2 separate regions of the Mus musculus genome follow, and region 1 is linked to region 2. Evidence: chromatin loops called from intact Hi-C (ENCODE). Cell type or tissue: gastrocnemius. All regions are shown on one strand.

Region 1 (5,000 bases), 72 kb after region 2:
CCAGAGGACTCCTCATTCCCACTTCTCTGCTGAGCTGCACTGGCGTGGTTAGTGATATATCCTCTGCTCTTTTGCTCAGCATCTTAGATCTGCATCTGCGCTTCAGGCTTAGTCTCAACTCTGATCCATGTGGCCAGTGGATCAACAAGTCCTCTATGCCCTCTCAGACTTGGGCCCGTGTTTTGCTCTGCTCCAAGCAGGGGGACAAGGGGTTGACTGGGCTCCATTTCTGTACCAAGTAGCTCATGATATGGTTAGAAGATAACCAGACCATTCTTGACGCACTGTGGCAGAAGGGACACAAGGAAGGACGTAGAACAGAGACTAGTGAAGAACAGCTGAAGACACATTCAGAGCTGACCTCACGGCAACAGGGGACTGTTGGCGACTGGGAGATTATACCCATACGCTGGGGCAGGGTTCAAAGTCTGGGAGCGGCCCTCTGAAGGGTTAGGGCTCTTGAGGAGGCTAGCACCACAGGCAGGAAACTGTGGTGGATGTGTTGAGTGTTTTGGGGGAGGACTGTGGCAGGAATGGATGCCATATGGGACACCACAGGTGTCGCCAGGCTCCCAGAGCAGCGGTTTTCCTGGGTAGAGGAGGCACTTCTGCATCACGGCCCCACCACATTATAGCGTTAGGTGCCGGATGGACGCCACCTTGGGAAGGCTGGAGCAAGCGAAGTCAGAGCAGAACCTACTTTCAACTGGGTGACGGGGTGCATGTTTCCAGCTGAAACGTCCTTTATGAACAGTGGCTATTCAGTCCTCATGGAGCCTTAGGGTTAAGGGCAGCTCTCAAGGCTCAGTACCCCATGGTGAGTGAGTGGTATAGGGCCACGTGCACACAAACCCTACCCTGGCTTCCTCTGTGCCTTTCCCCTCACCCAGTGTGGACTGACTGCGGGAAAGGTCCCCTAGTTCATTTAGGCTTTTGATATGACATGTATTCTGGGACTGAAAAGCCACATCTTCCCAAGGAGATAAAAACCTCTGTTTGCTTTAATGCCAGTGGCACTGAACAAAGACAGAGCAGGTATTTCCTCCAAGGAAATACCCTCATGGGAAGGGGCCTGTACAAACCACCTCTTCCTTCCCATTACCCTACAGAAAACCTCTAGTTCCACCTTCCTGGTTCTATTTCTCACCCTTCAGGCCCACAGTGCCTAACACATGTGACATTTTTCAGACCCCTTTGGAAAGTGTGCATGAGGCTAGCTCCATGGTAGTACTGGACCTTGCCCCAAGAAGAAAGGGCAGACTGGCCCTCCCAGGAACCCCTTCCCCAACTCTACTATGTGTGTTGCCTTCCCTGAGATCCCCCCACTGTGGGCTTGTCTGGGCTACTGCTCTGTCCCCATCCCCCTGCCCCCCAGCTGCCAGTTCTACTTCCTTCAAAGCAGGTGCTCTGTGAAAAGATTTGCAGAGCAGATGGATGGATAGATGGACCAATACCAAAAGATGTTTGCACAGAGCTCGAAGCTTCCCAGGGCTTTCTTTGGAGTGCATTACCTAAGGTGACCTCGCTTAGGAGTCTGTGGTGGAGGGATCAAACACTGACAGTCGTAGGGACCTCAAGCCCTGAGGTCTCCGCTGGCCCTCGGACACTCCTGAGTTGACTGGGACCTGATTCTGGTGAGATTCCAGGGTCCCTCTTTCTGTGTTCCCGACTTTTCGGCTCCTGCTTTCTATATTCCTCTTTAGATGGACGTCTCGCCTGTCCTTTCTGAATGGGAGGCCTGTCCAACAAAGACCCCAAACTTAAAGTTTCTAGCTCTTTCTTCTGTGTGGGGCAAAGTCGTCCTCCTGAAGCCTCTGCCCTCTCTCCCACGGTCCAGCCCTCCCTGCCTGACGCAGCTATGTGCTTACCACACACTCCACAATGGGCTGTTCTTCAACCCCATGTACTCCTCTCCCTGGTTTCTGGCTCTCAGACCAACAAGTTCTCCCTTCCTGATTCTCTGGCCCTTCACTAGTCTCTTCCTCCTGGTCTCTGTTCCAGCCTTCATTCCGTACTCTTGTTAGTCCCTGGGCCCTAGACCTGCATCCTCTGTCCCCATCCTATACCATTCTCTCCTCCTGGTCCTTCCTTGCCTAAGCACTTCTCTTACTGGTTCCCAGACCTTCCTCTCTCAGTTTCCATGCCAGAGCCATCTCTTCCCTTTAGCTTGCTCCCAGACTCTCCTACGGAGCCTGGCGACTTTCACGAATCCTTTGTCTCTCCTGTCTCAGAGAAATGGGTTTTCAGGTTGGCCTTTCATGGAAACTCACATATATTATCCCCAAGCAGCTCACCCTGTCGTACCCACCACCACCCCCTCTGTCTCTGTGACTTCGTGCCTGCTGTAGATCATGGGTCACACATCTCAAGTAGAAGGATCTCCCCTATGCAAACAAACAAGCAAACCCACCAGAAACGGAGACCAACTCTAAATGTAATAAATTATTACAGATGCATTTCTGATACCCATTAATCACTGCACACTGCTATCAGAGATGGGGCTGTTGGCTTGCTGCTTTAATGAGACGCCGATTTACAGAAGGGAGCAAAGGAACGGAGTTGGAGCACTTTAAACGCCTCCTTGTCAGTCACAGACAGAAGTAAGTCCCAGGAGGACAGGCTCAGGCTCAACGTCCCGCAGCTGCCGGGAACATCCTTGCCTAACCACACCGTGCTTACAGTGACACCCAGCTTACTTTCCCCAGCACCAGTGTGGTGAGAAAGTAGCTCCCTGTGCCCAAACAAACTCTACCCACACCAGACCAAGCTACACCCAGCTTTTGAGGTTTTACCGGCTGCTGTGGTTTCTACAGAAGCCCCCTTGACACCCACCCCTACCCGTTTACGGAATATTCAAGGATGTCATCATAGTATGGATGGCACTTGGGATGAACACAGCTGACTCGCAGCTGGGAGGGAGAGCAAGCGCCGGGGCGGGCATTGCTGCAGGGACTACCTACTGTCCCGGGAGCCACCGCGAACACAAGGCCTGCGGGATGTGCTTTACGGAGAGAGCGGAGAACTCCCTTATCCCCAGGGAACGGACTGGATTGTCAGAGTGGGAAAGGAGGGGTTCTGCTTACCAGTTTTCATAAGGCTTGCGAAGGACTTTGCATTTCACTCCTCATCAGCCCTGCAAATGCCTGAAACTGACAGAATATGCAGGACATTACTGATTTGGCTAAGAAAACATGACTGTTTGTTGGTTTTTTTGGGTTTTTTTTTTGTTTTTGGTTTTTCTTTTTTGTTTGTTTGATTTTGTTTTTGGTTTGTTTTTGTTTTTTCAACCACTCAAAAGTCACTAGGGCCCAGGCCACTAGGTTAGCTTTGCCATATAACCTTCCTGACTTGCAAACCACCAGTAGGTTTCCCTTCTTGGCTCCTCCAAGCTTGCTCATCCCCCCTCTCCCCCCTTCCCCTGCTCTCTGACCCCTCTCCTTCTCTCCTGTCTCATGCTCTATTCTCTCTGTTTTGAGGCTAGGGCCCAGGTAGATAATAGGAAGTACAGGAGTATGCATCCAGTGCCTGCTCCCCCAGACGGTCCCTAACCCAACCCATGGCTCCGCTCCAGCAGAGCAGGTGAAGACAGCCTATTAGCATCCTACTGCTAAAGGAAGGTGACATGAGACTAGCAGAGAGGCCCTTTCCTGTGTATCTCTGTGACTCTGGCCAGCCACATGTGTCATCTTCTGGCCCATGGCCACCGAGGCTGACCAGACAAGAGGTGAGAGCTTCACCCCAGAGCACTGACTCAGAAGAAAATTTGGCCAGGACTGAAGAGATAAAAATGAAGAATTTGACCTATGGAGGAGGAAAAAAAAAAGGCAGCTGAGAGGTAGGGCCATTAATGAGAGTCACATTAAATGGTGTGCTGCCTCGGGGGACTGTGGCCCGGAGAAGGTTGACTGCTGGTCTGTCTGGTTGGGTCGCTGAGCCAGGTACAGAGCCAGATGCCACTGTACTGGCCCTCTGCAGATTCCTGCCCTTGCCTTTTTGCAAGACACCCATCATCTCACCGGCTCCCCAAATGTCTCCAGATGAGTTCTTGAGTCCTGGTTCTTTGCGAAGGCCCCTTCCTCCTCTTTGCTGTTTGGAAGGTGAAAAGCACCCCCTTATCCACCTGTTCCCCTCCACTCCTTGCTCCGTCTCGCAGCCCTCTTCTGGACCCGCCTAAGTTTACACCCCTGTTTTGATTCAGCTCACACAGATGGTGTGGTCCTGCTGTATATCCTGCGATGATCCTCAGGTCTGAGAAGGGCCCAGAAATGTGCATTTAGTCAGTGCTGAGATCTGCCTAAGGCCAGCAGCCTGGTGCCCTTGTATCTGTTCTTGGGGCAGCAACAGATCGACAGATTGCTCCTATGAGAGTCTGCAACTCTGGTTACCCCTGAACACTGATAAATAACAATCTTGGAAGATCCTTAAGAAGAAGAGGGTAGCTGGGTGATGGTGGAGCACGCCTTTAATCCCAGCACTGGGAGGCAGACGAGGATGGATCTTTGAGCCTGGTTTATAAAGCGAGTTCCAAGACAGCCAGAGCTACACAGAGAAACCCTGTCTCAAAAACCAAACCAAACCAAACCAAATAAGAGGTAGAGGCTGAGCTGAGTGTCCTTCCACCATGACCATTGGAAGGAGAACACCCAGGAGAATCTCTGGGGGGAGTGGGGTGAGTACTCAGGATAGGATCAAGGAAGAAGCGAGGCACTGTAAGGTCTAGCCATGAGAGAATACTGGGCTTACCCCACGGGGACCCTAGGAGGGAGAAGAGCCTGTTCACCAGGAGGGAGAGCTGCTGCCCACTTTGAGGAAGATCACCACAGGCATTCCCAAGAGAGGAGGCCCCACGGCCCTGCTGCAAACACCCATGTGAACAAGAGGTCCCAGGGACACCAAGGCGTGCATGGCACACTCACATTCGGGATTCTTGCCCTTCACTCCCTGTCTCATGGGAGCATCTTGGGCCAGGCTGGGTCCTTCCGTTATCCTCTAACTCTGTC
Region 2 (5,000 bases):
CTTATGGCAGGAGAAAGATGGGTATGTGGGTCTGGACCCAGAGCTACAGGAATACAGAGTAGGAGAGGGGATTGGGAAGACCCTGGGCCACATAGGGCGCAGTGCTCCTGCGGATGTGCAGAAAGGAGCTAGGCATGCTAGATTCTGCGTGTCCCAAGTCCTCCAGAGATAGGTGGCCCAATGCCAAGGTCCCGAGAGACACACAGGCCAGCTGGACAGACACACGGTAGGCCAGCAGGGATGGCCATAGGTAAAACACAGGACAGTATCAGGCTCAGGGATGCGGAATGAGTTGCCAAAGGGACACCAGGCATTGTCATCTCTCAGCATGGTCACAGTGATTCCTCTCGTGAGGCTCCAAAGGTCACCATGCAATCTCCATCCCTCGGATGGTCACAGTGATGAGCCAGAGGTCCACCTTCTGACCCACTAATAGCAGAACCACGGGAATCTCAGAGATGGGGGCGGGACTCTGCCAGAGGGGCCAAACGGACTTTGTCCATTGTGCTTAGCAGTGGATGGAGCTCCAGAGTCCTGGGAGAGCCAGGTTTGAAGCTGAAAGGCCTAGAACTCCATGCCTTCGTGATGACAGAGAACTCCAGGTGGGAGAGCATTTTAGTTTTACTCGCTTCCTCTGACAAGTCTCGGTGCTTGGAACATGGAGATGAGGGTTCAGAGACCCCAGAGGCTCCGCCAGGAAAGGGCTCCACAGCTGTTGGTATGATTGGGTAAGGGGTGTGGGCTAGCCCTGAGGTGTCCCGAGTTTGCAGTCTTGAGGCCTCTTAAGAACACAACAACCATCTGAAGACCCTATAGGGAAGGCTCATGCTGGCACCCATCAACCAACCGGGCAGTATGGGGCTTCAGCAGCCAGTGGCTGCTGACCGGCTAAAGCAAAATGGCTGGGCTCTGAAGACACGAGGCTTCTCCAGCTTGAAGGCATATCCGCTGTAGAGCCTGGGCTCCAGTCATCCTGTAGATGGCTCTGATTCTGGCCACGGTTAACAGCAGCCTAGGCCGGGCGGCCTCTTGTTCTCCTGGGTTTTGGGTACCTCTATTCCTGCCAAGGCAGGGACAGATGCCATCAACCAGGAGTCCTACAGCTGACATTAGGTAAGGACTATTCCACCCTAATATCTGGAACCCTCAATTTAGTCCCCTGGGCCTGTCCTCTGAGGTCGAGATGGCCTGGCGTGGGAAAGACCCAGGGGATACTTGGGAGTGTGGCATTCAGGTAAGCTGGAGGCAAGACACACCTGAAAAACAGGAGCCTAAGCCTGACCCGACAGGAGCCTGTGTGGAGAGAAGGGGGGCCGGGGCAGGTGCCTGAGCTGGTAGGTGGGGGTCATAGAAGCTGTTGCCCTGAGATACGGCTGTCAGCCCAAAGGTCCCAAGAGGACAGCAAAAGTGGCAAGTTAAGGATGGTGGGTGTGGCCTTCTGGTTCCTATCCTGCTCCTCAGCCCCACCCAGCCCTCCCGGTACGCACGTATTAGGTCTCCATCTCCATCTCCGACCTGGGACTGGGTGCTGGGCCTCTTCTCTAGGTCCTGAAGTACAGACTGTTCAAAGGCTAGGGCGGCGACGCGGCTGAAGAATGCCTTCACATTCTCTCCTGGGGGCCCACAGCACGGTTATGACTCAGGCTGCCCGCACATGCGTGATGGACAAGTGCCGGGTCAGCCCACCCTAAGGCCAGTTGCCATGCTGCTTATCAGAGAACCCCTGGCAGTCACAGTTACCAGTCCATTCATGGTCGAGCAGCAACAGAGCTCAGGGTGGCAATCTGGCTTCCCAGTGGATAATGGTCCCCACCCAACCCCAGACTACTCCCTCAAAGCTCTGAGCCTTCCTTTCCTAGCACCCACCCTCTTGATCAGTTGCTCCTCAACCCTTGCATGACTGGGGACAAGCAGGGCTTGGATGTGTGCCTTCTCTCTGTGTGCCACCCACGCACTGTTGGCCCTTTCACGGAATCTGTGTGCACCCTCCTCCAGGTCTCGGGAGCCGACATGACCATCGCGTGACCATCGCCCGTGTGTAACTAATGACCTGTGGAACTGTGCTGTGGAACCCTACTTTCCTCACCATGGGACCTCAGTGAACCTACCTGTTCCTGTCATCAAGGAGGGTGGGTGCTATAGTGTAGATGGATAGGGGAAGCAGCAGAGGGCCCCAGGCACAGGCACTGCCTGCCAGCTATTTGTGGTGGCCTGGGGGTGCCATCTCCGGTTTCAATTCATGCCTAGTCCTTGGCCAGATACACACTGTCTCCATGTACCTGATGGGAGGACTGCTGGCCCCATTTCCGAGTTCCCACAGCCTCGGAATCTCTCCTGAGCCAGGCACTGCCTGCCTTTCACTCCCAGAGGTTGGATTTCCAGCTTTGCTCTTTGTATTTCTGCGCCCGGCAGTCTTTCAGAAATAGGTCCACGTGGGGTACACTACTCACCCGTCTTAGCTGACACAGACCAGTACTCTGCCTGCATCTCATTGGCCAGATGCACAGCCTCAGCTTCCGCTTGCTCGCACGCTGCCCCCGACTGGAAGAAACGGCCCTGGCTGACCGGGTATCTTGGCCCTCTTTACAGGGGATGCCCTAGGGTGGCCTCCTCTCCCCACCCCTGCTTCTCGAGTCACCCCAAGCAAGTGGATGTGGTGGGGTATCCCAGGGCAGGGATGCTGCCCAGAGAAGTGAGTGAAGTTCAACAGAAAGCATGTCAGTATCATTCGGTGTCCCTCGAGTTGGCTGCAAACACAATGATTTTCTGGAAAGCCAGTCAGGGTTGGGCCTCCAGCTCCACTCTGCTTACCAGGAGATCCTTCTTGGTTCCCACGAGGAAGATGAAGCAGGAGCCTGCCTCATTCTCCCTCAGCACGTCCTCCAGCCACTGCCTGGAGTGCACAGAGGGGAAACAAGAGACTTGCACGTAGCCAGGAGGAACAGGGATGGTACCCTGACCTACACTGACTTGGCTGGGACGCTGGGGCTGGAGTCAGAGGGCCTCCGTGGGACCAGAAGGAGCTGGAATTACAAAGGCACTGGTTTGGGAGAGGTGAAGACTCCTACTGTGAGACCTGGGGGACCCCTGTTGTTATCTGCTAGAAAAACCTTTCCTGTCTCTTTCATAGGGCCTGGAGAACTCTGATGTGAATGGCCCAGGCAAAAAGAGTGGGGAGGGACTTTGGTCCATTAGGTGGATTATGGCTGGCAGATGATAGCCCTCTGAAATTGGTCATATTGCCCACATCTCTGCCCAATACAGCGAGTAAAAAAAATTCTGTCAGGGAGGACTAGCTAGAACATTATTAGGGACCAATATAAAAGGGAACGGAGGGGCCCTTGTGCAAAATTAAGATTTCCAATATGGTGGCAATGGGATATCATTGCCAACTGTGGCCTGTCAGCTTAAGGCCCCGGGCAGCAGATGAGGACACGTCTTTAGGGCTGAGTGGGGAACTGGCTAGGGCTAAAGTGCCCGGCATTCTGGGTCCAGCCCTGAGACTAAGGTTTGGGAGCCCTTCTGGGTAGCTTTGTGACTCTCTGACGCACGGAGGGAGGGAGTAGGATCTGGGGTTACTTGCCTGGTATGTTCCAGAGTCTGCACGTCAGTGAGGTCAAAGGCTGTGATGATCACTGGACACACAGGGAAACCCAACAGCCAATCAGCAACAGGTGTGCTGGGGGAAGGCTCCCCTAAGTATCTCCCAAGATCATTAGGTACTACTGGGGTGGCCCACTGTGGGGACTAGGGAGGAGTCACCCTGGGGTCACCCCTTGGATCTGCCTTTTCACCTGACCCCTCCAAACCCTCCAAACCTGGGGGTCAGGGTGGGGTAACAGAGAAAGGCCCGAAGCATTAGACTCTTGGCAAGAGATCCTCTGCTACTTGTGGCCCAGTGGGCTTGGTGAGGGCTGTAACTACAGAGAATCTGCTTCTCTGTCTGCACATCGGTGAGAATGATACCCCAGCTGTCGGGGGGTATACCGTTTTGACCCTAGGTAGACTTTTCACTAAAGGATGGGGATCAGGAACAACCAGTTAACAGAAATGGCTTTTGTAGAGCTACGTGGGCAGGGACCTGTACGGCATCTCTGTGGCCAGCTCTTCCATCATACGGTCTGCCTGAAATTTCCAAGGGGAAGGCCACTCAGCACGATGGTCCAGGCAGAGCCCTGTTCTCTGCTGCCCTACTGTGCATACGAGCAGGCAGGACAAGGACTTCCTCTGTGCTTTGGCTGATTATAATCAGGGTGGTGGTAGGCATGGCGAGTACTGTTTACGAGGCATGGCAGGCACCTCACACTGCTAGCAGCAGCCTCTCAGGGAGAAAGGTTAGGAGGGGCAATGGCTAGAGGAGGCCACAGTGGACTGGGCCGTGCTGGAGGCTCCCCACACTGCTCGTCTCCTGTTCTCCCTTCTTTACACTGGGATGAAACCACAGTGATTCTCACACCAACGCCAAGAAGACAGAACCATGCCTATCCCGTGAGACCGATTTGGGATGCAATTGATGGTTGGTTTTCCACCCTCTACTGTCTTCTATTTCTGTCTCCTCCCTGGGGACTTTACGTTGCCATCTCTGCTGACTTTGGGCCCTGCTCAGCCCCCAGCTGCCCCTGGCTATGTTGGCAGTGGGCACGGAGGCACCTATACCGGGACCTGCCAATCCTGCTGGGCCCACCTGTCACCCCTTCTCTGGAGAAGACAGGAAAAGCCTCTCTTCCTTGTCACCTGGAATACGATGTCATCTTTCTTATTCTGGGACCCTTAAACAAGAATGCTCTTTTCTGAGCTGTAAACTGGGGGGGGGGGGGCCTGAGGCAGTCTGCACCTGATACTTCAGATACCCTCTAAGGGTGCGACTGTCAAAGACAGCTAGGGTCTAGAGTCCTGGGTGGCTTCTTCATTCCTAAGCGCTGGCTGCAGGGCTATCCAAGAGGCTCCTGGAGGACAGAGAAGTAGTATTTGTGCAGGTGACATAGGTTGGGAGCTCCAGG

What was found. A loop is a pair of places that touch in the nucleus more often than their neighbours do. Peaks named below come from ENCODE experiments on the same cell type or tissue, not always from the same donor. Only the 100,000 strongest peaks of a DNase experiment are listed, where the experiment ranks them.
Region 1: a loop joins it to region 2, with 6 times the contacts of the local background. A loop is called at or near these places in 1 of 42 quality-filtered maps.

Annotation. Positions count from the first base shown.
Region 1 is chr10:74,976,940-74,981,939 of GRCm38, reverse strand. The region is part of intron 4 of Rsph14 (radial spoke head homolog 14 (Chlamydomonas)); the gene reads left to right. Gnaz (guanine nucleotide binding protein, alpha z subunit) reads right to left here. Exons shown (of 4, transcript NM_010311.4): 2 at 3,084-3,149. Among named protein-coding and RNA genes, the nearest start is that of Gnaz, 12 kb to the right of the region's middle. In gastrocnemius, no CTCF peak of the experiment used is centred here; no DNase peak of the experiment used is centred here.
Region 2 is chr10:75,048,531-75,053,530 of GRCm38, reverse strand. Rab36 (RAB36, member RAS oncogene family) reads right to left here. Exons shown (of 10, transcript NM_001359272.1): 6 at 3,584-3,635; 7 at 2,812-2,893; 8 at 2,451-2,541; 9 at 1,488-1,613; 10 at 1-1,060. The coding sequence ends at 1,002. It overlaps Gm51773 (a long non-coding RNA gene), which reads left to right and starts at 514. Exons shown (of 2, transcript XR_003948910.1): 1 at 514-602; 2 at 1,996-3,289. In gastrocnemius, no CTCF peak of the experiment used is centred here; DNase peaks (open chromatin) are centred at 172, 1,993, 2,198 and 4,637.